Linked DNA regions of Homo sapiens: region 1 is linked to region 2. A link is an interaction called in ENCODE POLR2A ChIA-PET data of the cell type or tissue named here. Cell type or tissue: GM12878. All regions are shown on one strand. Each heading gives the region's core, and the rest is flanking DNA. Links, peaks and the distances in the headings are about the cores only. Region 1 overlaps ARSG (arylsulfatase G). Region 2 overlaps LOC105371870 (a long non-coding RNA gene).

The links. ChIA-PET counts read pairs that join two places held together with the same protein. Peaks named below come from ENCODE experiments on the same cell type or tissue, not always from the same donor. Only the 100,000 strongest peaks of a DNase experiment are listed, where the experiment ranks them.
Region 1: POLR2A ChIA-PET joins it to region 2 with 15 read pairs; 4 of 35 experiments call an interaction of 5 or more read pairs at or near these places.

Annotation. Positions count from the first base shown.
Region 1 is chr17:68,329,325-68,341,560 of GRCh38, forward strand. The region is part of intron 2 of ARSG (arylsulfatase G); the gene reads left to right. Among named protein-coding and RNA genes, the nearest start is that of ARSG, 44 kb to the left of the region's middle. In GM12878, for the core only: no CTCF peak of the experiment used is centred there; no DNase peak of the experiment used is centred there.
Region 2 is chr17:68,173,882-68,186,117 of GRCh38, forward strand. It overlaps LOC105371870 (a long non-coding RNA gene), which reads left to right. Exons shown (of 4, transcript XR_934937.4): 2 at 7,670-7,791; 3 at 8,415-8,465; 4 at 9,487-12,236. Among named protein-coding and RNA genes, the nearest start is that of AMZ2, 68 kb to the right of the region's middle. RefSeq lists enhancers at 8,236-8,365, 9,557-9,626, 9,647-9,706, 10,479-11,079, 11,960-12,049 and 1 more. In GM12878, for the core only: no CTCF peak of the experiment used is centred there; no DNase peak of the experiment used is centred there; H3K4me3 peaks cover 3,666 bases; H3K27ac peaks cover 3,766 bases.

The DNA.
Region 1 (12,236 bases), core at 2,130-10,129, 150 kb after region 2:
GGTGGTGAGTTCCCACCTTTCCCGTGTCATGTCACATCTGGAAATTAGTGATATTTGTGCCCCTTTCCAAGGACCTCCACTGAGGCTGGCAGTGGAGGGCTGTCTCCACATTGTGCTGTAAGGGGACTGCTTTCCGTGGAGCTGGGCGGGTAACAGACAGAGCCCACATTGGACAGCTCTGGTGCCTCGAGTTGCCCCAGGCCCCACTGGCTGCCCCAGGGGCTGAGATGAGCACAGTCTAAGAAAACTTTTGGTTCATTTGGGCCTAACTGTGCTCCAGCTCCCCTGCTGGGAGGCTGTGATGGAGGGCCTGTAGACCGTGCTGACTTCGAATTTGCTTTGACTGCAATAAGAACCCATGAAAGGGTTTCCAGCCAGGGACTAATCGCAGGGGTGTCTAATCTTTTGGCTTCCCTGGGCCATGTTGGAAGAAGAATTGTCTTGGGCCACATATAAAATACTCTAACATTAACGATAACTGATAAGCTAAAAAAAATCACAAAAAAATCAATGTTTTAAGAAAGTTTATGAATTTGTGTTGGGCCGCATTCAAGCTATCCTGGGCTGTATGTACTCATGCTAGGTGATAATCATTTTCAAAGACGCTGGGTGTGGTGGCTCACTCCTGAAATCCCAGCACTTTGGGAAGCCAAGACGGGTGGATCACCTGAGGTTGGGGGTTCGAGACCAGCCTGGCTAACATGGTGAAACCCTGTCTCTATTAAAAATACAAAAATTAGCTGGGTGTGGTGGCATGTGCCTGTAATCCCAGCTACTTGGGAGGCTGAGGCAGGAGAACCACTTGAACCCTGGAAGTGGAGGTTGTAGTGAGCTGAGATCGAGCCACTGCACTCCAGCCTGGGTGGCAGAGTGAGGCTCCATCTCAAAAAAAAAAAGAAAAAGAAAAAGTTTAAAGATGACTTTGGATGCACCATGGAAAATGAGGGGAGGGGGAATTGGAGACAGGAATTGGAAGTGGGGAGTAAGTAGGGCTGCCACTTATAGCTGGGGAGACTGTATATTGCTCACCTCTGGACTGTGGTGTGAATGGTGGCCCTTGGGTTGTTTGACATGATGGCCCTAGGATCTGGGTACAAGGTGGTGGTAGCTTGGACCAGGACATGAGCAGATAGATGGAGAGAAATGGATAGATTCTGGATATATTTGGAAGTTGAGTTGATAGGACATGCTAATAATTTAGCTGTGGAGAGGCAGGAGGGAATGAGAGAAACCTCAGATGACTGTGACTTGAGTGACAGGGTGGGGGGTGCTATTTACTGAGAGGGAAGATTGGTATAGGAATAGCTGGTATGTAGGGAAAAATCTAAAGAAAGCCCAGATAAACTTGCAGAAACTGGCAAAGGAAGCAACCACATGCCACATGGGAGCGCTGTCTGGGGCCCTGAGACCAACAAGCAGTTTTCTCCTGGCCTGGGAAGCCCATTGGGCTGAGAGATTTAAGACAAGGCTGATGGCATTGTGGAGGGCTAGCTTTAGGGGCACTGTGGCCTGGGCAGTTGCACACTTAGACCCTGTGCTTGGTTGCAGGCTTTGCTGTCTCTGTCTTAAAATTTTTAGTGATTCTTGAACCAGGGACGCTGCATTTTCTTTACCTTTTTCTTTTCTTTACTTTTCTTTATTTCTTTTTTTTTGCGGGGGGGGGGGGAGGTGGTGGGCGGGGACAGAGTGTTACTCTGTCACCCAGGCTGGAGTGCAGTGGCATGATCTCAGCTCACTGCAACATCTGCCTCCTGGGTTCAAGCAATTCTCGTGTCTCAGCCTCCCGAGTAGCTGGGACTATAGGCGCCCACCACCACATCCAGCTAATTTTTTGTATTTTAGCAAAGACAGGGTTTCTTTCTTTCTTTCTTTCTTTCTTTCTTTCTTTCTTTCTTTCTTTCTTTCTTTGTTTCTTTCTTTCTTTCTTTCTTTCTTTCTTTTTTTGAGACAGAGTCTTGCTCTGTCACCCAGACTGGAGTGTAGTGGCACAATCTCGGCTCACTGAAAGCTCCTGGGTTCATGCCATTCTCCTGCCTCAGCCTCTGGAGTAGCTGGGACTACAGGCGCCCACCAGCTTGCCTGGCTAATTTTTCGTATTTTTAGTAGAGACGGGGTTTCACCGTGTTAGCCAGGATGGTCTTGATCTCCTGACCTCATGATCTGCCCGCCTTGGCCTCCCAAAGTGCTGGGATTACAGGCGTGAGCCACTGCGCCTGGTGCAAAGGCAAGGTTTCACTGTGTTGCTCAGGCTGGTCTTGAACTCCTGAGCTCAGACAATCCGCCTACCTCGGCTTCCCAAAGTGCTAGGATTACAGGCATGAGCCACTGTGCCTGGCCTGACTATTGGGGGAAACTCAGCCCCTGATATTTCACGTGCGTCCTTTTCTATTTTCCCTAAGTGTCAGCCAGTCTGAGAAATAAAGGGAAAGAGTACAAAACAGAGAAATTTTAAAGCTGGGTGTCCGGGGGAGACATCACATGTTGGCAGGTTCCGTGATGCCCCCAAGCCACAAAACCAGCAAGCTTGGGGAGGGAGTGTACGAATAGGGTGTGGGTCACAGAGATCACATGCTTCACGAGGTAATAGAATATTACAAGGCAAATGGAGGCAGGGCGAGATCACAGGACCGAGGCAAAATTAGAATTGCTAATGAAGTTTCCGACATGCATTGTCATTGATAACATCTTATTAGGAGACAGGGTTTGAGAGCAGACAACCGGTCTGACCAAAATTTATTAGGTGGGAATTTCCTCGTCCTAATAAGCCTGGGAGCACTACGGGCGACCGGGGATTATTTCATCCTTTATGTACAACCGTGAAAGACAGACATTCCCAAAGTGGCCATTTTAGAGACCTCCCCTTGGGAACGCATTCTGCTTCTCAGGGATGTTCCTTGCTGAGAAAAAGAATTCAGCGATATTTCTCCTATTTGCTTTTGAAAGAAGAGAAATATAGCTCTGTTCCGCCCAGCCCACAGGCAGCCAGACTTTAAGGTTATCTCCTTTGTTCCCTGAACATCGCTGTTACCCTGTTTTTTTCAAGATGCCCAGATTTCATATTGTTTAAACAATTTGTGCAGTTAATGCAATCATCACAGGGTCCTGAGGCGACATTCATCCTCAGCTTACAAAGATGACAGGATTAAGAGATTAAAGGCAGGCATAGGAAATCACAAGAGTATTGATTGGGGAAGTGATAAGTGTCCATGAAATCTTCACAATTGATGTTAAGAGATTGCAGTAAAGACAGGCATAAGAAATTATAAAAGTATAATTTTGGGGAACTAATAAATGTCCATGAAATCATCACAATTTATGTTCAGAGATTGCAGTAAAGACAGACATAAGAAATTATAAAAGTATTAATTTGGAGAACTTAATAAATGTCCATGAAATCTTCACAATTTATGTTCTTCTGCCATGGCTTCAGCCAGTCCCTCCGTTCGGGGTCCCTGACTTCCTGCAACACCTGACCCTGCATTTTCATATTTTACTGGGTTCCATGAATTTTGAAGCTGGTTATGCTGTGGTGGATAAAGAGACAACACCAGTAAGCTTGGGCCAGCTTGTACAGAGCTACAAATTCTGACCAAAATGAAGCCAGGGGCAACAGAAGCTTATGACTTAATGTATGTGAAGTGCTTGGAAAAGTGCCTGGATTATAGTAAGTGTTGCATAAATGTCAGCTATAAGAGTAATAAGAGGGCTGGGCCCAGTGGCTCACGCCTGTAATCCCAGCATTTTGGGAGGCTGAGGTGGGTGGATCATGAGGTCAGGAGATTGAGACCATCCTGGCTAACATGGTGAAACCCCGTCTCTACTAAAAATACAACAACAACAACAAAAAATTAGCCAGGCATGGGGGCAGACACCTGTAGTCCCAGCTACTCGAGAGGCTGAGGTAGGAGAATGGCGTGAACGTGGGAGGCAGAGCTTGCAGCGAAGGGAGATCGCGCCACTGCACTCCAGCCTGGGCGACAGAGCGAGACTCCGTCTCAAAAAAAATAAAAGAGTAATAAGAGGCCGGGCGTGGTGGCTCACGCCTGTAATCCTAGCACTTTGGGAGGCCAAGGCGGGCGGATCACCTGAGGTCAGGAGTTCGAGACCAGCCTGGCCAACAGTGGCAAAACCCCATCTCTACTAAAAATACAAAATTAGCCGAGCATGGTGGTGTACGCCTGTAATCCCAGCTACTTGGGAGGCTGAGGCAGGAGAATCGCTTGAACTCGGGAGGTGGAGGTTGCAGTGAGCCGAGATCGTGCCATTGCACTCCAGCCTGGGCAACAAGGGCAAAACTCTGTCTCAAAAATAATAATAATAATAATAATAATAATAATAATAATAATAATAAAAGAGTAATAAGAGTTGTTATAAGGAATGTTTAGGAGTGTGAGCCAAGAGGATCCTTGTGCTTCAGTCTCAGGAGGAAGGGAACAGAAAAAGCTGGGTAGAGATGAATATTTGGGGAGCAAAGTTGTGAGCAATAGCTAGAACTCGATTTGGACATCAAAGGGTAGCAGTTACTAGCTACCAGCCACATCCACATCCTGGGCTCAGAAGTTGGGTCCTGGTGGTCCCAATACGTGTGGCTGCCAGGGACGCTTTGAAAGAAACCTGTGCCTAGGGAATTTTACCCAAGGCCCCCAGTGATGGAGGGAAGAAAGCCTGCAGTGTTTCTTCTAGCCTCCAGGAGACTGATGGTTCAGGAAGGAAGAGCTGGCCGGGGTGGCGCCAGGAGCTCCCTGAGGTTCTGGAGGGAGGACCTCACCCAACCTGTCAGTGCATATGTTGGCGCACACACCTTCCCTTCCCTCATTCTGGCAGAAAGAGGGATCAATGGCCTGCTTCTAAGATTTGGTTTCAAGGCCAGGCCAGGCTTCCAGATGGACAGGACTGGGATCTCACAGTGCAATTTCACTGCTCTCTGATGATGTCCATTGCTGTTTGTCACCTTGAAAAACAGCATCAGGGAATGAACCCATCTTCTGGGACTGAGGCCCAGGTCTCTTTAGCAAGCCTTGTTATGTGGTACGAAAGCAAAGAGGACAGTGGCGTCACCCAATCAGCACACATTTGGTAGCACCCCATTTATTCTTTGCTGTGCTGGAGACTTCATAGTGAACCAAACCTTATCTTATGAGAGACACAGACATTCTTCTGGCTGTGTATTGCTGAGTAACAAGCCAGCCCTAACCTTAGGTTCAAGCAACAACCATTTTCTTAGAGCCCATGATCTTTGCGGTGAGGAATTCAGGCACTCCTTGGTTGGGCAATTCTTTAGTACTGGGCGTTGACTAAGGTCGCCTCGTGGAGTGTAGCAAGCAGATGGTCAGGCTGGGAGGTCTGAGATGGCCTTGCTCCTATGGCGGACATCTCCACGGGGAAGGTCTGAGCTGGAGTCACCGGCCAGAGGACCTACAGACGGCCTCTGCAACGTGATGGTCTCTGGGTGGTTCAGCTTCTTATATGGCGGCTCACAGAGTGTTTCCAGACAGGAGGTAGAAGCTGCCAGTCTTGTAAGGCCTGAGCCCAGAAACTGGCATGTAGGGTCACTCACTGCCACATTATTCTGTTGGTCACTGCAGTCACAGAACCCATGCAGATTCAAGGGGAGGGGACATAGACCCCACCTCTCAATGGGAGGCATGTCAAAGCATTAGTGGCCTTTATTATTTATTTATTTATTTGTTGAGACAGGGTCTCACTCTGTCACCCAGGTTGGAGTGCAGTGGTGCGATCATGATTCACTGCAGCCTCTAACTCCTGGGCTTAAGCCATCCTCCCGCCTCAGCCCCCCAAGTAGCTGGGACTACAGGTATGTATCACCACACCTGGCTAATTTTTAAATATTTTGTAGAGACGGGAGTCTCCCTATATTGCCCAGGCTGGGTCTCGAACTCCTGGACTCAAGCAATTATCACTGTTGTAGTTGAGTGTTATAAGAGATATGTCGGCCAGGTGGCTCATGCCTGTAATCCCAGCACTTTGGGAGGCCGAGACGGGTGGATCGCAAGGTCCGGAGATTGAGACCATCCTGGCTAACACGGAGAAACCTCGTCTCTACTAAAAATACAAAAAAATTAGCCGGGCGTAGTGGCGGGCGCCTGTAGTCCCAGCTACTCGGGAGGCTGAGACAGGAGAATGGCGTGAACCCAGGAGGCGGAGCTTGCAGTGAGCCGAGATCATGCCACTGCCCTCCAGCCTGGGCAACAGAGCGAGACTCCATCTCAAAAAAAAAAAAAAAAAGATATATGTCAAATGGTATATAATTACATGGAGAAGGGAGACCCCGCTTCTGTGCGGGTATTGGGGCGTGGCAGATAGGTTGCAGGAGGAGAGATCAGGGAGGATGTCATCGAGGTGCTAACATTGGAACATTTGAACTAGGCCTTGAAGACAGCTGGGATTTGCCAATGAATGGAAGGTAGGATAGTGGGGAGAGACATTCCCAGTGGGGAGAACAGCGTGTGCGAAGGCACAGATGCATGGGAGTAATGTGGTGTGTTGGAAGCAAAGGAGGTGCAGGCATCGGGGCAGCAGATAAGCCCAGAGAAGCAAGAAGAGCAATATCGTGTTTTTCTTTTCTGTTTTTGAGATGGAGTCTCACTCTGCCACCCAGGCTGGAGTGCAGTGGTGCTATCTGAGCTCACTGCAACCTCTGCCTCCCAGTTTCAAGCGATTCTTCTGCCTCAGCCTCCCAAGTAGCTGGGACTACAGACACCCACCACCACACCTGGCTAATTTTTGTATTTTTAGTAGAGACGGGGTTTCACTACGTTGGCCAGGATGGTCTTGATCTCCTGACCTCAGGTGATCTGCCTGCCTCGGCCTCCCAAAGTGCTGGGATTACAGGTGTCAGCCACCGTGCCTGGTCTTCTTTCTTTTCTTTTCTTTCTTTTTTTTTAGACAGACTCTCACTCTGTCGCCCAGGCTGCAGTGCAGTGGCACGATCTCAGCTCACTGCAACCTCCTTCTCCCAGATTCAAGCGGTTCTCCTGCCTCAGTCTCCTGAGTAGCTGGGACTACAGACACCCGCCACCACACCTGGCTCATTTTTGTATTTTTAGTAGGGACAGGGTTTCACTATGTTGGCCAGGCTGGTCTTGAACTCCTGACCTAAAGTGATCCACCCACCTTGGCCTCCCAAAATGCTGGGATTACAGGCGTGAACCACCACACCTGGCCAAGATCATGTTTTTCAGTAAGGGATTAGTGTGATCAAATTCGCATTATGGAAAAACATTTGGGTTGGGCACAGTGGCTCATGCCTGTAATCCCAGCACTTTGGGAGGCCAGGGCGGGAGGATCACTTGAGGCCAGGAATTTGAGACCAGCCTTGCCAACATGGCAAAATCCCGTTTCTATTAAAAGTATAAAAATTAGCTGAGCATGGTGGCGTGCATCTATAATCTTAGGTACTCAGGAGGCTGAGGTAGGATAATCACTTGAACCCAGGAGGTGGAGGTTGCAGTGAGCTGAGATTGCAACATCACTGCACTCTAGCCTGGGCAACAGAATGAGACTCTGTCTCAAATAAATAAATAAATAAACAAATAAATAAGAAAAAGAAAGAAAAATATTTGTACTAGTGTGGAGGGTGACCTGAGGTGACAGGAAGATCAGGCTCCTGTAATAACCTTGACTCTAGCTCCTAAGGACCTCTATGGAGGCCGTGATAGTGGGTGGAAGAGAGGGAGGACAGATCTGGGAGACTTGATAGAACTTGGTGACCACCTGACATGGAGAATGAGCGGGAGTGAAGCGTCTAGGCAGCCCTGATGGGTTCTCTGCTGGGATGTGGGGTGGATGGTGGTGGCACTGCTCCCCAGATGGCAGATGGGAGCAATTTTGGAGGGGAAACACTGAGGGCAGCCCTGGATTATTGCGTTTAAGGTGCCAAGAAGAGATGTTCGGGAGGGGAGGGGAGCGAAGGTGGTCCCCACATGAAGTCTGAACTGGAAATACGGATTTGGAGATCATCAGCTTTTAGGCATTAGTTTAGAGAGTGGGGCTGTCTGAGACTTCCCAGAGTGTGTGAGTGGACTAGAAGTAAAAAGAGGGCTGGGGAGGGAGCCTGGGCACATTCCAACATCTTAGATGTGGACAAAAGAAGACAGGCCCACAGTGGAGGGAGAACAGCAGCCATCAGGGAGGCCAAAGGAGGATGAAGACAGGTCTCCTGGAAGGCGAAGGAGGAAGGTTTCCAGAAACAAGGTGCTGTCTGGATGATCATGACCCTGAACAGGCACCTGGAGATTAGGAAGCTAAGCAGAAACGCTTCTATTTATTTATTTATTTATTTATTGTTTTGAGGTGGAGTTTCGCTCTTGTTGCCCAGGCTGGAGGGCAATGGCACGGTCTCAGCTCACCGCGACCTCTGTCCCCTGGATTCCAGTGATTCTCCTGCCTCAGCCTCCCGAGTAGCTGAGACTACAGGCATGTGCCACCACGCCCGGCTAATTTTGTATTTTTAGTAGAGACGGGGTTTCTCCATGTTGGTCAGGCTGGTCTCGAACTCCCAACCTCAGGTGATCCGCCTGCCTTGGCCTCCCAAAGTGCTGGGATTACAGGTGTGAGCCACTGCGCCCGGCCAGCAGAAACTCTTCTTTCCAAAAGCATACATTCCTAGAATCCCAGCACCGCTCGCTCCAGGAAACTTCTGTTTCAGGCAGGTCTCCGAGGAAAACCCCCCAGGCATTCAGGTGCCTGGTTTTTCTCTAGATGGTTTTTAGGGTATAAAAACCTTGAAAAACTGGCTTCCCTGAATAGATCATTCCAGTGTTGTGTCATCTGATTTCAAGAGGCCTTCCCCAGGCCCAGTTAGTACTTTCCTCCGTTCACATTGAGCTGTATTTGAAGATGTGTGTGTGTGTGTGCATGCATGTGTGTTTTTAGTGTGTGTGTGCGCGTGTGGGTGTCCCACACCTGTCTTTGGATGGTTAAGCCTCAAGGTCTCTTCTCATGCCCAAACCAAATTCATTTTTCTGTCCTCCCTTACATTAGGCCAGGGGGACTGGGCACATTTTCCTCTCCGCTTTAAAACTTCACTTTATCTCAGTTTCCTCCTTCCAAGACTGGCTGTGGAGTGGGCGAGTCTCCCCTGCCCCTTCCCTTCAACTTTCAAGACAAGCTTCTGGAGTTCTTAGTAGAGGCAGCATGGTTTAATGGCACCTGCATAGGATTTGGAATCAGACACGCCTGAGTCCCAGGGTGTGCCCTTGGATACCTGACTGCATAGTGCCACGGCCAGGAGCATGGACTGGATTTGCCTGGATACAAATTGTGGCTCTACCCCTTCCAGCAGTGTGAGGCAAGGTCTTTAACCTCCCCCTGCCTCAGTTTCTTCATCTATATATGGGAATCCTTATATGAGCCCATCCTAGGGCTCTCCCAGGAGGGGCATTTAATGCCATTAAATGACTTAGCACATGTAAAGCGCCCTGTTCGTAGTTCAAGCTAAAAAATGGTTATAACTATTCGTTGTAAAATGGAAACGACCTCCTTGGACTTTCGTTTGAAAATGAAACTGGAAGGTCATTGAGTATAGGGACTGTTTCTTTGCTTCCTTAACATGGATTACAGGGTCTGCCCCAGTAGCTGTTGCTGCTCAGTAAATATTTTTGGAATGAGTGAAATGATAAATGAATCCCTTTGTTATAAATCAGTAGCTTTCTCTCCTGAAGACCTCCTGACAGCCAGCTTAAGGGGCCAAGGCCCCTGCCTAAGAGATTCTCTTTGAGCATTCTCCACTCAGTTTGTAGGATTTTTTTTTTTTAAATGAAGTGATATATACATAAGATAAAATTAGCCACTTTGTAGCCGGGCGTGGTGGCGCGTGCCTGTAGTCCCAGCTACAGCTCTCAGTTGGGAGGCTGAGGCAGAAGAATCGCTTGAACCTGGGAGGTGGAGGTTGCAGTGAGCCGAGATCGCACCACTGCACTCCAGCCTGGGCGACAGAGCGAGACTGTATCTCAAAAAGAGAAAAATAAATAAAAATTAAAATTAAAAAAATAAAAAAGAGGAATATTATTCTTCCATATGCCTATAATACTGTTATTATACTCAGAAAATGAACAAAAATTCCCTGATGTCTTACATTGGGTCTGTATTAAAATTCCCTTAATTATCCTCAAACGTATTGCTAGTTTATGTGAACTGCAGGCCAATCAAGGATCACATGTTACATTTGGTTTTGTCTCTTTAATGGCTTTAATGTAGGTTACTACCCACCCCAATCCCATTTTATCCCATGATACTGACTTTTTGAAGAGACTAGACCAGTTTTCTTGTAGAATATCAAAATACTGGTTTGTTAAATTACTTCCTTGTGGTGTCATTTAATTTGTTTTTCTATGAGCTGTATTTCCTGTAACCTGGAAATTAGATCTAGAGGTTTGATTAGATTCAGGGTAAACGCTTTTGGCAAGAATCCTTGATTTTATAAACTTCATCTTGCATCCCATCAGGAGATGTACGAGGTCAGGGTACCCGTTGTGCATGACACTAAACTTAATCATTTTATAAGGTGGGGATCGCCAGCTCTGTCCAATTTATGATGCTCCGCGGTTGACACTCTGAACAACCACTCCCAACACATCCACTGATCATCAGCTATTAGCTGGGGGATGGGTTGATTTGGCTGCACCAAAGAAAAAAGAAAATAGATGAGGGTTGGGTGAGGTGGAGGTGGGGTTGCAAAAATGGTGATTTCCTGAGCCTGCCATCCCTTCCTTGCATCTGACTGCCTGGCATCCTTCTGAAAAGGAGTGCTTTCTCTCATCACCTAGTGATGACTGTGGTCCTTCTAAAGTGTCAAGATGAATGTTTAATTACGAATTTTTAGGGTGTGGAGTTGGCATAACATTCTTTTCTAATGGTGGTAAATGAATTTTTCTGAGTGTCAGTATGGACTAATGGATTTTTATTTATTCATGGCTTACAATCAAATACACTAATTGTTCTTTTTGTGTGTGTGTGTGTGACTGAGTCTTGCTTTGTCTCCCAAGCTGGAGTACAGTGGTGCGATCTCGGCTCACTGCAACCTCTGCCTCCCAGGTTCAAGCAGTTCTCATGCTTCAGCCTCCTGAGTAGCTGGAATCACAGGCGTGTGCCACCATGTCCGGCTATTTTTTTGTATTTTTAGTAGAGACGGAGTTTCGCCATGTTAGCCAGGCTGGTCTCGAACTCCTGGCCTCAAGTGATCCACCTGCCTCAGCCTCCCAAAGTGCTGGGATGACAGGTGTGAGCCACCACGCCAGGCCTAATTGTTTTTTGATGCCCACATTGTCCCAAGTTTGGCCAGGAGGAGCCCCTCGAAGTTGACTCTTGGGTCTTTCTTTGCTTCCTGGCACAAGCAGATGTCCCAGACTCCCCTGGTACTTCTCCTTCCTCAAATCTGCAATTAACTATTTCTCAAAGGAGAGCCAATTCCTTTTATTGCAGGATGGGGTTTAAAACAAAGATAGAGGTGTAGTATCCTCATTGCCACAGGCGTGTCAATGATTCTAGGCCCTTTCAGCAGATAGTAGCTGGGAGATCTGTATTTTTAAAAAGCATGAGTTCATAATGACTTCTATATTAATTTTAACATTATAGGTTTTTTATTATCTTCTTTTATTTTATATCTTTACCTTTTACCCTGGAAATCTCGGTTCCTGATTAGGAACATTAATATAATTACTTGTTTGCTTTACTCTACCATATCACATAAAATCGTTTCAAAATCCTGAACCCAATATTGCCACCAGTGGAACAGCTACTGAGTGAAGTTTAAGCTTTTTTTGTGGTTCTCTTTGTCCTTAGATTATATCCCATTAATATTGTACAGCCAGAACACTGGGTGCTGATATTACTTGAAATGATTCTTTCCTCTGTGTGGTCATATTACTGTTTATTATATGATTGGATTTATTTGTTTCAGCGTTTTTTGTTTTTTGTTTTTTAATTATAGGGTCTGCTTGTTTTCCCCTTGTGGTTTAATTCTACTTTTTGGCCATGTCAAACGTTTACAAGGTACGAAAGTCAAACTGTATAACAACATAGTCCAGAGATACTTGCTTTCCCCCTCCACATACTGTTTCTCCCTCCCCTTGTGGGAAACCATTCTTTTATTAGCTTCTGGTGTATCCTTTCAGTGTTTCCTTGTGCTTTTTGAAGTGTTCATAACAGTCCCATCTTTTAGATTGATTCCAACCTCTGTGCCACTTCCTCTATGGAGATTTCTCTAAACCTTGGAC
Region 2 (12,236 bases), core at 2,605-10,604:
GAACTGAGGGGTCAGTGATGCAGGAATCCAGTGACATTGTTTATTTGCACTCACTTAAAAGGGTTTGTCAAACACAGCCCAACTCAACTGGAGTCCTGAGAAGGTGACCAGACCAGGATGGAGGCCCAGGGAACTCACCAGAAGTCCCCATGCATCAGAACAAGGTCGAAGCATCCTGGTGAGTAGATAACACGTGCCCATGCTTTGTGGGAGGAAGTCCTCCAGCAGTTTCTCTCCTTCCCCTTGGCTTTGACTCAGCCTACCTGGGATTATGCAGTTGGTTCTCCACTCCAGATGCCTCAGGGAGGTGACCCTTCCTGTTCTGGGTTCTGCAGAAACCAACAGCTCTGGGCTTGTGCCCATCAAGCACTCTTCTGCCCATTTTATACTCTTGTGGACGCATGGTGGTGTTGATACAAGCCCCGAATTAAAGGATCCATGGCTGCCCGTGACAAGACAAAGCAAAAGCAGGCCAGAGTTAAACAGGCCCCTTGGGTCCCTTCCTTCATTTCATAAATGGGAAAATCAAGGTCTGGGCAGGGAAAGGGACTCAGCCAAGGCCACATACACAGCACACTGATGGCCGAGCCGGGGTTAGGACTCCCAGCATACCCTGTAGACTTCTCTAATAATAGATAGGCTGCTTGGTTTTTCTTTATTAAGGGTTGGTTACACATTATCTCTCTCTGTCTTTCTTAAAACAATTATTCTTTAATATCTTTATATATTCAGTAAGTGTTCAAATTTCCAACTATTTTATGTCAAAAAGCATTTTCTAACATTTTTATTAAATCAAGATCCAAACAAGATGCACACAATATGATTAGTTGATGTCTCTTAAATCTCTTTTAATCCATGGATTCCTCTTTAATCTTTCTCTTTTTCCCTTTATTCTTTTTTATTTGCTTATTTTTTTCAGACGGAGTCTCGCTCTTGTTGCCCAGGCTGGAGCGCAATGGCGCGACCTCGGCTCACTGCAACCTCCGCCTCCTGGGTTCAAGTGATTCTTCTGCCTCAGCCTCCCCAGTAGCTGGGATTCTAGGTGTTCGCCACCAAGCCCAGATATATTTTTTTGTATTTTTAGTAGAGTTGGGGTTTTGCCATGTAGGCCAGTCTGCTCTCGAACTCCTGACCTCAAGTGATCTGCCTGCCTTGGCCTCCTAAAGTCCTGGGATTACAGGTGTGAGCCACTGCGCCTGGCACAGAAATGGTAATATTCTATCATCCTGTCTTCATTTATTAGCTGGATTACTTCTAAAGAGAAACTCCTCCTTGTTAACTATTCCATTACCTGGAGTCTTATCTCATCAATTCTGGGAAGATTCTGGGTACGTGGGATTATCCCCACTTCCATGTTAGGCCAGAGGTCAGAGGGGCTGAAGGAACTGTCACCAGCAGAAGAATTGGCTGGCCCAGCCAACCGACAAAATCATAATAAATAATTAAAAAGTGAAGGCTGGGTGTGGTGGCTCATACCTGTCATCCCAGCGCTTTGGGAGGCCTGAGCGGGAGGCTTGCTTGAGGCCAGGAGTTTGAGGCTGCAGTGACCTATGGTCACACCACTGCACTCCAGCCTGGGCAACAGAGTGAGACCCTGTCTCTAAAGAAATTAATAATCAAGTGGTTGTTTTAAGGCCCTAAATCCATCAGCAGCCCATGCATGGCAAAACCAGGCCTAGGGGCCCCTGGGCCCTTTCCTTCCTTCACAGGAGGTCAGACCTGCACAGAGTCATCAAGAGCATGCAGTTCAGCCTCGCCATGTGCAGATGGGGTGGCTGAGGACTGGGAGGTATAGTGACTCATCCAGGCCTGCGCACATCACCCAGGTCATGGGCATATCCTTAAAAGAAACTCCTGAAAATTCCTTGTGATGGGTTTCAGTGTCTTTGCTGGCTGGGCCTGATGTTCTCACTCTAAAGCCTGTGCCTGTAAGCACTTGCACTAGGCCCACCATTCGACCTGATCTTATTTCCTGTGGTGTTCTCAATGCTGATAACAAATGCTTGGTAAATATCTGTTGAAATGAATCAATGAATGAAGGAGGTGTTGTTTCTGTATGTCAGGAATGGGCTGCTCCTGGACCTCTCCACTGGGGAAGATACTGGAGGCATTGGGATGTCCACAGAGCAGCCATCCTGGTGGGCCCAGCGAAGGAGCCAAGGGCACAGGGATGAGTGGGAAGCAGAGAGTGGGAGGCAGGCAAGAGAGCTCACTCCAGGAAAGCAAGCAGAGTGGGAGACCTGCCCTCCACCCTGGCAAGGGTCCAGCCGAGGAACAGAATCCTGCTGGGTGGGGAGGCAGCATAGATGGGGTTCCAGCAGGTAGCAGGGACCAGCCACTGAGCTGGGGTGAGGGCAGAACTCCAGTTGCAGGATGGAGCAGGCCGGGCCCCCATCCTTACACTGGGCAAGTGACCAAGGTGAGAACTCAGGCCCAAGGAGCAAGTCAGAAGCCCTGTGTATCAGGTAGGATTCAGTTGGGTTGAGAAGAATGAAAACCCTCAAATATCATTGTCTCAAACAAGTTCAAAGCTCAGTTTCTCTCTCATGTTTAGCTGTCCTGAGGGAATCAATCCAGAGCCAACAGAGTGCTCCATGATGCAAAGGCTCCTGTCTTATTGCTCTGCCATCCACAAACATGACTTCTACCCCATGATACAATATGGCTGCTGGAGCTCAGCCTTTCCATGCTATATTCCAGGTATCAGGAAGGAGTATGGGAAGGAGAAGAGTACTCTCCTTTTTTTTTTTTAACAGCAATTCCCAGAACTGCACAGATGGTTTTCTTTACATTCTTTTGGCCAGAACTGAGTCACATGGCCATGTCTAGCTGCAAAGGAGGGTTGGAAATGTTGTCTTCTTTTCACGTATTCATGAGCCTAGCTAAAAATCAGAACCTGTAACTGAAGAAAAGAGAACATAACTCCAGTGACTCAAATTATGACACAAGCCAGAGGTCAACCAGGGAACTCACAGTTCAGGCCCAGGGTGCTGGGCTGTAGCCATTTACACCCCTGCTGCCCTAGGTCCTGGGGCTTAGGCAGGCTGGTGTCATATGACTCCCACTGTGGGAGGGAGGGGCCGTGGAGCTTAACCACAGTGCTTGGCTGTCCAAGTACCTGCAACCACAGCAACGGTGGGTATTGTTTGGGGGAGTGGGGGGATAGTCTCACTCTGTCGCCCAGACTAGAGTGTAGTGGCTTAATCTCTGCTCACTGCAACCTCTACCTCCCAGACTCAAGCAATTTTCCCACCTCAGCCTCCTCAGTAGCTGGGACCATAGGCGCACACCAACATGCCTGGCTAATTTTTTGTATTTTTAGTGGAGTCGAGGTTTCACCATGTTGCCCAGGCTGGTCTCAAACTCTTTGATTCAAGCAATCCACCCACCTTGGCCTCCCAAAGTGCTGCTGGGATTACAGGAATGAGCCACTGCACCTGGCCTTTTTTTTTTTTTTTTTTTTTTGTAGCTAACCCAGCATTAGCCCAGGAAGAAGCCTCAACGGCAAGAAAGTAGGGTTAGTCTGCTCATTGGCAGGGACAGGCACAGACTCAGAGGCCAACAGCTGCTTGATGCTGAGAAAAGTATCCTCAAAATATGGGTCAAGGCCAGGGACTGCCTTTTCCCAGGAGGCAGTGATGTGGCTGATGACAGCTTCTTTTATTCTTTAAAATTTTACTATAGAATAGCATCCATGTAGAAAAGTACATAAATCATAAATGTACAGCTCAATGATTTTCACAAAATGAACACACCCAAGTAGCTAGCACCCAGATCAAGAAATAGAACATTATCTAGAACTTTAGAAGCCGCCCCCATCCCCTTCTTCCTGTCCTCTTCCCACCCTCCCCAGTCTTCAACCACCAACCCCCACCGGCATTTTTTTTTGAGACGGAATTTCACTGTTGTTGCCTAGACTGGAATGCAATGGCGTGATCTCAGCTCACTGCAAACTTCGCCTCCTGGGTTCAAACGATTCTCCTGCCTCAGCCTCCCAAGTAGCTGGGATTACAGGCGCGTGCCACCACACTTGGCTAGTTTTGTATATTTTTAGTAGAGGCGGGTTTTCACCATGTTGGCCAGGGTGGTCTCAAACTCCTGACCTCAGGTGATCCACCCGCCTCGGCCTCCCAAAGTGCTGGGATTACAGGTGTGACCTGCCGCGCCCGGCCCCCACCAGCGTTTTTGTAAATCAGTGTAGGTGATTCCACAGTATAGTCAATGTTGAGAACCACTACTTTCATAACAATGCTTCTCAAACCTGGCTGCAAGTTAGAATCCACTGGGGAATGTCTGTCTTTTGAAGTAGAAGATGGAACCAAGATAGCTAAGAAGGCAGAGTGGCACTTGCCATGGACCAGCTGTGTGACCTTCAAGGAGTTCTTTCATCTCTGTCAGCCTCATCTGGGAAATGGGAACACGATCACATTCCTGCAGAGTTGGGGCTGAGAGATAGAGGATGTCAGCCCAGGCACATGTAGGGGCTCCTGATACGTGGCAGCCACTATTGTTCTTATTAAAAGTGAGCAGCCCCAGCCGGGCACGGTGGCTCATGCCTGTAATCCCAGCACTTTGGGAGGCTGAGGCGGGCGGATCACAAGGTCAGGAGTTTGAGACCATCCTGGCTAACACGGTGAAACCCCGTGTCTACTAAAAATACAAAAAATTAGCCAGGTGTGGTGGTGGGCGCCTGTAGTCCCAGCTACTCGGGAGGCTGAGGCAGGAGAACCCCGGAGGTGGAGCTTGCAGTGAGCTGAGATCACGCTATTGCACTCTAGCCTGGGAGACAGAGCAAAACTCTGTCCAAAAAAATTTAAAAAAAAAATAGATTAAATAAATAAATAAAAGTGAGCAGCCCCAGGAAGATGTAAAGCCCTCACTTCCTTTACGCAGATGGAACCCATTCTGGGGATAGGGGACACAGGTTTTGTTGATGAGAGGTCACGGTCCTTCTAGGGAACACAGAAAAATTCCAAGAGCAGCAGAGATTCCAAGCCGAGGTGGACGGTATCAGAGACCAGTGGCTGCGGATGCACTTGGGCAGGCCCAGCTTTGGCAAAGCCAATCTTCCTTTGGCAAGAACAGTGACTGGCTGCAGGCTGTGACGCTAAAAGCTGCTTATGGAGAAAGAAGCAACCTTTGTTGAGCACATACTACGTGCCAGACACTGCCTGCATGCCTTAAATTGTGGGAGCAGTCAGACTGATCCCTTTTTAACAGTTGAGGAGCCTGAGGCTTGGAGGCTGCAGTGCCTGACTTCCTCACCGAGGAAAACCTGGTGTCCCCATGAGCCTGGGATCTGCCTCTGTTGGGATGCATGCCTGAGGGCATGCTGCATACAGAGTGACCTGGGGATGTGTTGTTTGATTAGATGCTCATCTTTGTAGTTTTGCCTAAAACAAAAAGTACATGGCTTTTTAAGCCATTGACAACTTTATTCTTTGCACCTATTATATCACATGTTCATTGTAGAACATCTAAAAAATACAGATAAGCGAAAAGAAAAAAAATCAAAATCTGTCCTAGTCCCAGCCTACACAGATGGCCACTGTCAATGTGTGAGCATATATTTTCATACATGTGAGTCTGTTTGCATGTGTGTGTAGAAACTTAACAGAAAGGAGTCACATGCTACACATTGTCAAAATCTTCGTCTTCAGTTAATAATATATAGTGGCCATCTTTCTGTGCCATTAATTATTTATTATTATTTTTGAGATGGAGTTTCACTCTTGTTGCCCAGGCTGGAGTGCAACGGCACAGTCTTGGCTCACTGCCATCTCCGCCTCCTGGTGAGAGGTGACAGCATGCTGGCAGCCCTGGCTCACTCTTGGCGCCTCCTCGGCCTCGTCGCCCACTCTGGCTGTGCTTGAGGAGCCCTTCAGCCCGCCGCTGCACTGTGGGAGCCCCTTCCTGGGATGGCTGAGGCCGGAGCCGGCTCCCTCAGCCTGCGGGGAGGTGTGGAGGGAGAGGCACGGGCGGGAACCGAGGCTGCGCGCCACGCTTGCGGGCCAGCTAGAGTTCCAGGTGGGCGTGGGCCTGGCGGGCCCCGCACTCAGAGCGGCTGGCCGGCCCTGCCGGCCCCGGGCAGTGAGGGGCTTAGCACCCAGGCCAGCAGCTACCGAGGGTGCGCCGGGTCCCCCAGCAGTGCTGGCCCACGGGTGCTGCGCTCGATTTCTGGCCGGGCCTTAGCTGCCTCCCCACGGGGCAGGGCTCAGGACTTCCAGCCCGCCATGCCTGAGTCTGCCCCGCCCCGCCGCCGTGGGCTCCTGCGCCGCCTGAGCCTCCTTGAGGAGCACGGCCCCCTGCTCCACGGCGCCCGGTCCCATCCATCGCCCAAGGGCTGAGAAGTGCGGGGGCAGGCCGCGGGACTGGCGGGCAGCTCCACCTGTGGCCCCCGTGCGAGACCCACTGGGTGAGGCCAGCTGGGTTCCTGAGTCTGGTGGGGACTTGGAGAACCTTTATGTCTAGCTAAGGGATTGTAAATACACCACTCAGCACTCTGTATCTAGCTCAAGGTTTGTAAACACACCAATCAACACCCTGTGTCTAGCTCAGAGTTTGTGAATGCACCAGTCAGCACCCTGTGTCTAGCTCAAGGTTTGTAAATGCACCAATCGACACTCTGTAGCTAATCTAATGGGGACGTGGAGAACTTTCGTGTCTAGCTCAGGGATTGTAAACACACCAATCAGTGCCCTGTCAAAACGGACCAATCAGCTCTCTGTAAAATAGACCAATCGGCTCTCTGTAAAATGGACCAATCAGCAGGATGTGGGTGGGGCCAGATAAGAATAAAAGCAGGCTGCTGGAGCCACCCGTAACAACCCGCTCTGATTCTCTTCCAAATAATGGGAAGGTTTTTCCCCCCGTTTTTACAGTAAGTTTTGCTGCTAATCACTTTGGATTTTCACTGCATTTATGAGCTGTGACATTCACTGTGAAGGTTTAAGGTTTTGCTGTTGAAGCTGGCAAAACCACAAAACCACCAAGAGAAACTAACAGTTCCACAGGCACTGTCTTAAGAGCTGTAACACCCACCATGAAGGTCTGCAGTTTCACTCCTGAGCCAGCGAGACCATGAACCCAGCGCAAGGAAAAAAGTGCAAGTACATCCGAACTTCAGAACATCAGAAAGAAGAAACTCTGGACAGGCCCCCTTTAAGAACTGTGACACCACCTGCGAGGGTCTGCGGCTTCATTCTTGAAGTCAGCCCAAGAACCCACCGATTTTAGACACACTGGGTTCAAGCGATTTTCCTGCCTCAGCCTTCCAAGTAGCTGGGATTACAGGTGTCCACCACCACGCCGGGGTAAGTTTTGTATTTTTATTAGAGACAAGGGTTTTACAACATTGGCCAGGCTCATCCCAAACTCCTAACTACAGGTGCTTCTGCCACCTCAGCTTCCGAAAGTGGTGGGATAAGAGGCATGAGCCACTGTATCTGGCCTCATTAAATATTCTACAACAGTGGCACTGCATTAGAATCCCTGGGGAAGCTTTAAAAATGTCAATGCCTGGGTTCCACACCTACAGTCAAATTTAATTCATCTGAGGTGGCCTGAGGTTTGGAATTAAAAAAAAAAAAAAAAACTCCCCAAGTAGTTTAAATATGCAGCCAAACCTAAGAGCTGCTAAACTGCAACTTTTTTTTTTTTTTTTTTTTAGGTGGAGGAGTGCTCTGTTTACCAGGCTGGAGAACAGTGGTGCAGTCTTGGCTCACTACAACCTCCATCTCCCAGGTTCAAGTTATTCTCCTGCCTCAGCCTCCTGAGTAGCTGGGATTGCAGGTGTGTACGACTACACACGGCTAATTTTTGCATTTTTTTTTTTTTTTTTTTTTTTTTTTTTAGTAAAGTCGGGGTTTTGCCATGTTGGCCAAGCTGGTCTCAAAACTCCTGACCTCAGGTAATCCACCTGCCTCAGCCTCCCAAAGTGCTGGGATTACAGGCATGAGCCACCGTGCCCGGCCAGCATTTTTCAACAAGGGCTTTGCATTCCATTTGCTGAAGGGGGTGCGCTGTAATTTGATCAATCCCCTTTTCTTGGACATTTAGGTTGGTTCCAATTTTTATATCATCATAAACCAGCAATTAGCATGCTTTTTCTGTAAAGAGCTAGGTGGTATTTGTTCTGGCCTTTGCAGATCACAAGTTCTCTCTTAGAACTACTGAGCTCTGCCATTACGGCAAAAAACCAGCCACAGACAATGCATATATGAATGCACATGGCTGTGTTTCAATCAGACTTTATTTAGAAAAACAGGTGGTGGCCAGATCTGGCCTGTGAGCCATGGCATGGTTCACTGAACCAACTCTATAAACATTGTGTGGTACATCTTTTTGAAGCCAAACTTTCCTAGTATGAAATGATCATTTTCTTGTGACAATGATTTTATACTGTTTCTTTTTAGAAGTAGGACCCTTCTTTGAATGAAACTTAGTAAGATTCATATAAGTAACAGGTAAGAAGTCATTCTGTTAGCATAAATATATTTTATAAATTCAAATGTGCAGTATTTAGAAGGCCAGTTAGGGGTTGCAGATGATTGCCTTTTTTTTTTTTTTTTTTTTTTTTTTTTTTTGAGGTGGAGTCTCGCTCTGTCGCCCAGGCTGGAGTGCAGTGGCGCGATCTCAGCTCGCTGCAAGCTCTGCCTCCCGGGTTCCCGCCATTCTCCTGCCTCAGCCTCCTGAGTAGCTGGGACTACAGGCGCCCGCCACCACGCCTGACTAATTTTTTGTACTTTTAGTAGATACGGGGTTTCACCGTGTTAGCCAGGATGGTTTCGATCTCCTGACCTTGTGATCCGCCCACCTCGGCCTCCCAAAGTGCTGGGATTACTGGCATGAGCCACCGTGCCTGGCCAGATGCCTGCAGTTTTAAATCAGACTCGGCACCAGTGACATTCAAATCAAAGTTTTGCAGAACTAGCAAAGCAACTCTATGGAACCCCAGGATTCCACTGGGAACACAGTTTGAAAATCATTGCAATAGGATAAATTCTTGGAAGTGGAATTGCTGGAGCAAAGGGCCTGAACCTTTTAAAAGCAGTTTGTGGCCAGGCACGGTGGCTCACACCTGTAATCCCAGCACTCCCCTCTGTGCCGTGACTCAGGAACCAGGTAATGTGCTGAGTCAGGCCCCAGGCACAGGAAGCCACAGATCAGACACAGCTCAACAACAGGCTTCCCTGAGCCCCCTTGGCTCACACCAGCAGCAACGCCGGGTTCCATGTGCAGATAAGTGATCCATCTCAGTCTCTCCCAGCTGACAGGGAGTTGAAGGTTCTACTCTTGGCCCTGATCCTAATACCAGTGCCAATAATCGAGCACCTACTATTTGCAAAACATTGGGCCAGGAACTTGACCACATCCTCCCTTCATCCTCAGAACAACCCGTTAGGGAGGGCCTCCCTGTCCCCATTTTCTAGATGAGGAAATGGAGGCTTTAGAGCAGCTAACGTGGCTTATACAACCTGCCTGCAGAACCTTCCAGGTCTGAGCTGAGGTGTCATCTCTGAACACCAGGCTGCTGCACTAACCAGAAGACCCCTCCCCACCTGCAGTGGCCTCGCTGCATCGTAAGGATGGAGGAGCTGTTGTCTCCACAGCTGACAGGTGCTTAGTGGTTAGAAGTCTGGTTTTCGCGCGGCTTAGATCTTTAACATCTGAACTAGTCCTGTCAACATATTTTGTTATATTTCTGGTGGCTTTGTCTTTGATGCTATTATAAATGATTATCTTTTAAAATAATACTTTGATGATATATAGAAATGAAATTGATTTATTTGACTGTATCCAGCAACCTTTTCAAATTCTAATAAATTGTGTAGGGAAAAAAAAGTCTGGCTTCGGAGTCAGAACGGAATTGAATCCTGCCTCCACCACTTCCTACCTATATGACCTGGTGAAACTTATCCCTCTCTGTGACTCAGTTTCCTCATCTGTAAAATGGGAAAATTGAAAGCAACTAACAGGTTTGGGGCCGTTTTGCTTGCTGCTGCTGTGGCTTCAGTGCTGAGGCCTGGCACTCAGCGGGATGTCAGCCCAGGACTGGAGCTTCTTTCTCATGGTATTATTTTGAATTTAGATGAAAAGAGGTATTCCAGGAGAGCTCCTGGCACAGGGCCTGGCAGGTGGCACATCCTCAGTAAATGTGAGCTGCTGTCAGCTGCTGTGTGAGTGCCTGGTGTGGCCCTGTTGTCCCCTTGAGGGTTGGGGGACAAAACAGGCCCTCAGGAAGCCTGCCTGTGTATTCGGGGGCTGGGGAGATCTCTGACCTCCTGTCTCCTAGCTCCACCAGCATCTCTCACCTCCCCCAGCAATGTACAACCCCTTCTTTTCCCATAGCTTAGGCCCCTGAGGTACCAGCCCCCCAGCCTAGGGACAGCCCAGTGGCAAACTCCTGGTGACCTGGGTCAAGCTGCTGTTCTCCAATCCCAACTCGGCTCTTCCCGTGACTTGGCCCCCAGGCCTTGGGTGAGGCTCCGATGAAATAACACACAGGAATGTGCGCTGAACACTGCCAAGCACTGCAGGTGGGCAGGGGCTTTGTGCTCCCCAGCGACTGTTCCTATCCTGCGGGAATGGAGGAGACCGACAAAGAAGCCCCACTCCTGGGCTGACATCCTGCCAGTGCCAGCCGGGCCTCAGCACCAGTGGGTCAGCCAGAACAGCAACGACGAACAATGAGGCCCCAAACCCGTGGGCCCCCCACTTTCTATCTTGAATTTCTCTGTCTTTCCTAGGCCAGCAATGTTTGAGAGGGAGAGCGAGCTGAAGATTTCCTGATTTCAGATAGGCCTAGAGAAGGATTGTAATTTTCTAGTGTGAAAAGGAAGTGGCACAAAGATGAGGGCAATGAAGAAGATGGTTCAATGGAAGTACCAGGGTCCTGTAAATAGGGAACGTGTTTTATGATCAAACCGTTCTTTGCATTTTTGGTGATTTTGAGGTTTAATTTCCTCTATGTAGTTAGTTAACTATTTAACACTGAGAGCAGGGGTAGGGATAAGGCAAACAACAAAAAAGCCAAAATGAAACCAACTTCTGTGGGGTTTCCCCACCCCAGGGAGGTGGAGGCTGAGGTAGAACTGACTGAGAGAATCACCCTCCCTGCACTGTGATGAAGACACATCCACACATCAGGACTACACAGCTGGCAGGTGCTGGCTGTCCAGAGGAGCAAACAGCTTCTTCCTTGTGTTTCTGTGTCTCTTAGTAGAAATCTGTGCCCTTGGGAGAAAACTGAATTTGCACCCCTTGAGGCAAACACTTGACCAAATGAATTAGGCAGATGGGTGGATGGGTGGGTGAATGGGCAGGAGGTGTGACAGGCAGGAGGCGTGACAGGGAAAGAACACTGTTCTGACAGGCACACACTGCCACATCTGCCCTCCCAACAACCCCGATACAGACACTGTTGTTAACCCTCCTTTTACAGATGAGGAAACTGAAGTTAATTTGCTCGTGGTAACACAGCTAGGCAAGTGGCTACGTTCAGCTGGAGAAAAGGAAAATTCTGAAAGACTTTAGGATACATCTTATTCAAAAGCATTTGGTGAACATAAATATGTACCCAAGGTATAATATTAAGTGAACCAAGCTTGTTATAAAGCAGTATGAGTCCTGTCTGATTCCAACTTTATAAAAAATAGATGCATATGTCAATAAATGCACAGAAAAGGGTATACCCTAAAATGTTAATAATGGTGATCTCTGGGTTATGACACAAAATATTGATTGGTCTTTGGGCTTTTCTTTAATTTTAAAATGTTAATAGACATGTATTATCTTAATAATGGGAGGAGCCACAGAAAAAGTGCTTTTCAAAAACATGAAATCAATAAGCCCATGCAGGACCTGCAGGGGGCTGCAGTCACCTGGGCCTCATAGGCTTGGCAAAGGCTTTAGTTATGCCCTGATTGGAGGCCACTGGCATGGAGAAGCTGTAGGTCAGCTAACTGGAACTAGGACATCCAATGTGATTGGTTATGTGTGCATATTTGTCTTTCTTCATTGGGTCCTAAGTTGCAAGCAGGCGCAAAAATTAAGGAAGCTGTGAGTCAATGAAGTCCTGGCTGTTTTTCAGCTGGTTGCTATAGGGTTGTTTTTTGACTTTCTAGACTGGTTGCTGTAGAGGTGGGTCAGAGTTTTACTTTCATCTATGGTCTGGCCATTGTATTTGTATATTCAGTCTCTTAGTCACCCCTTTTGGTCATTCGCTTACTTTCAAG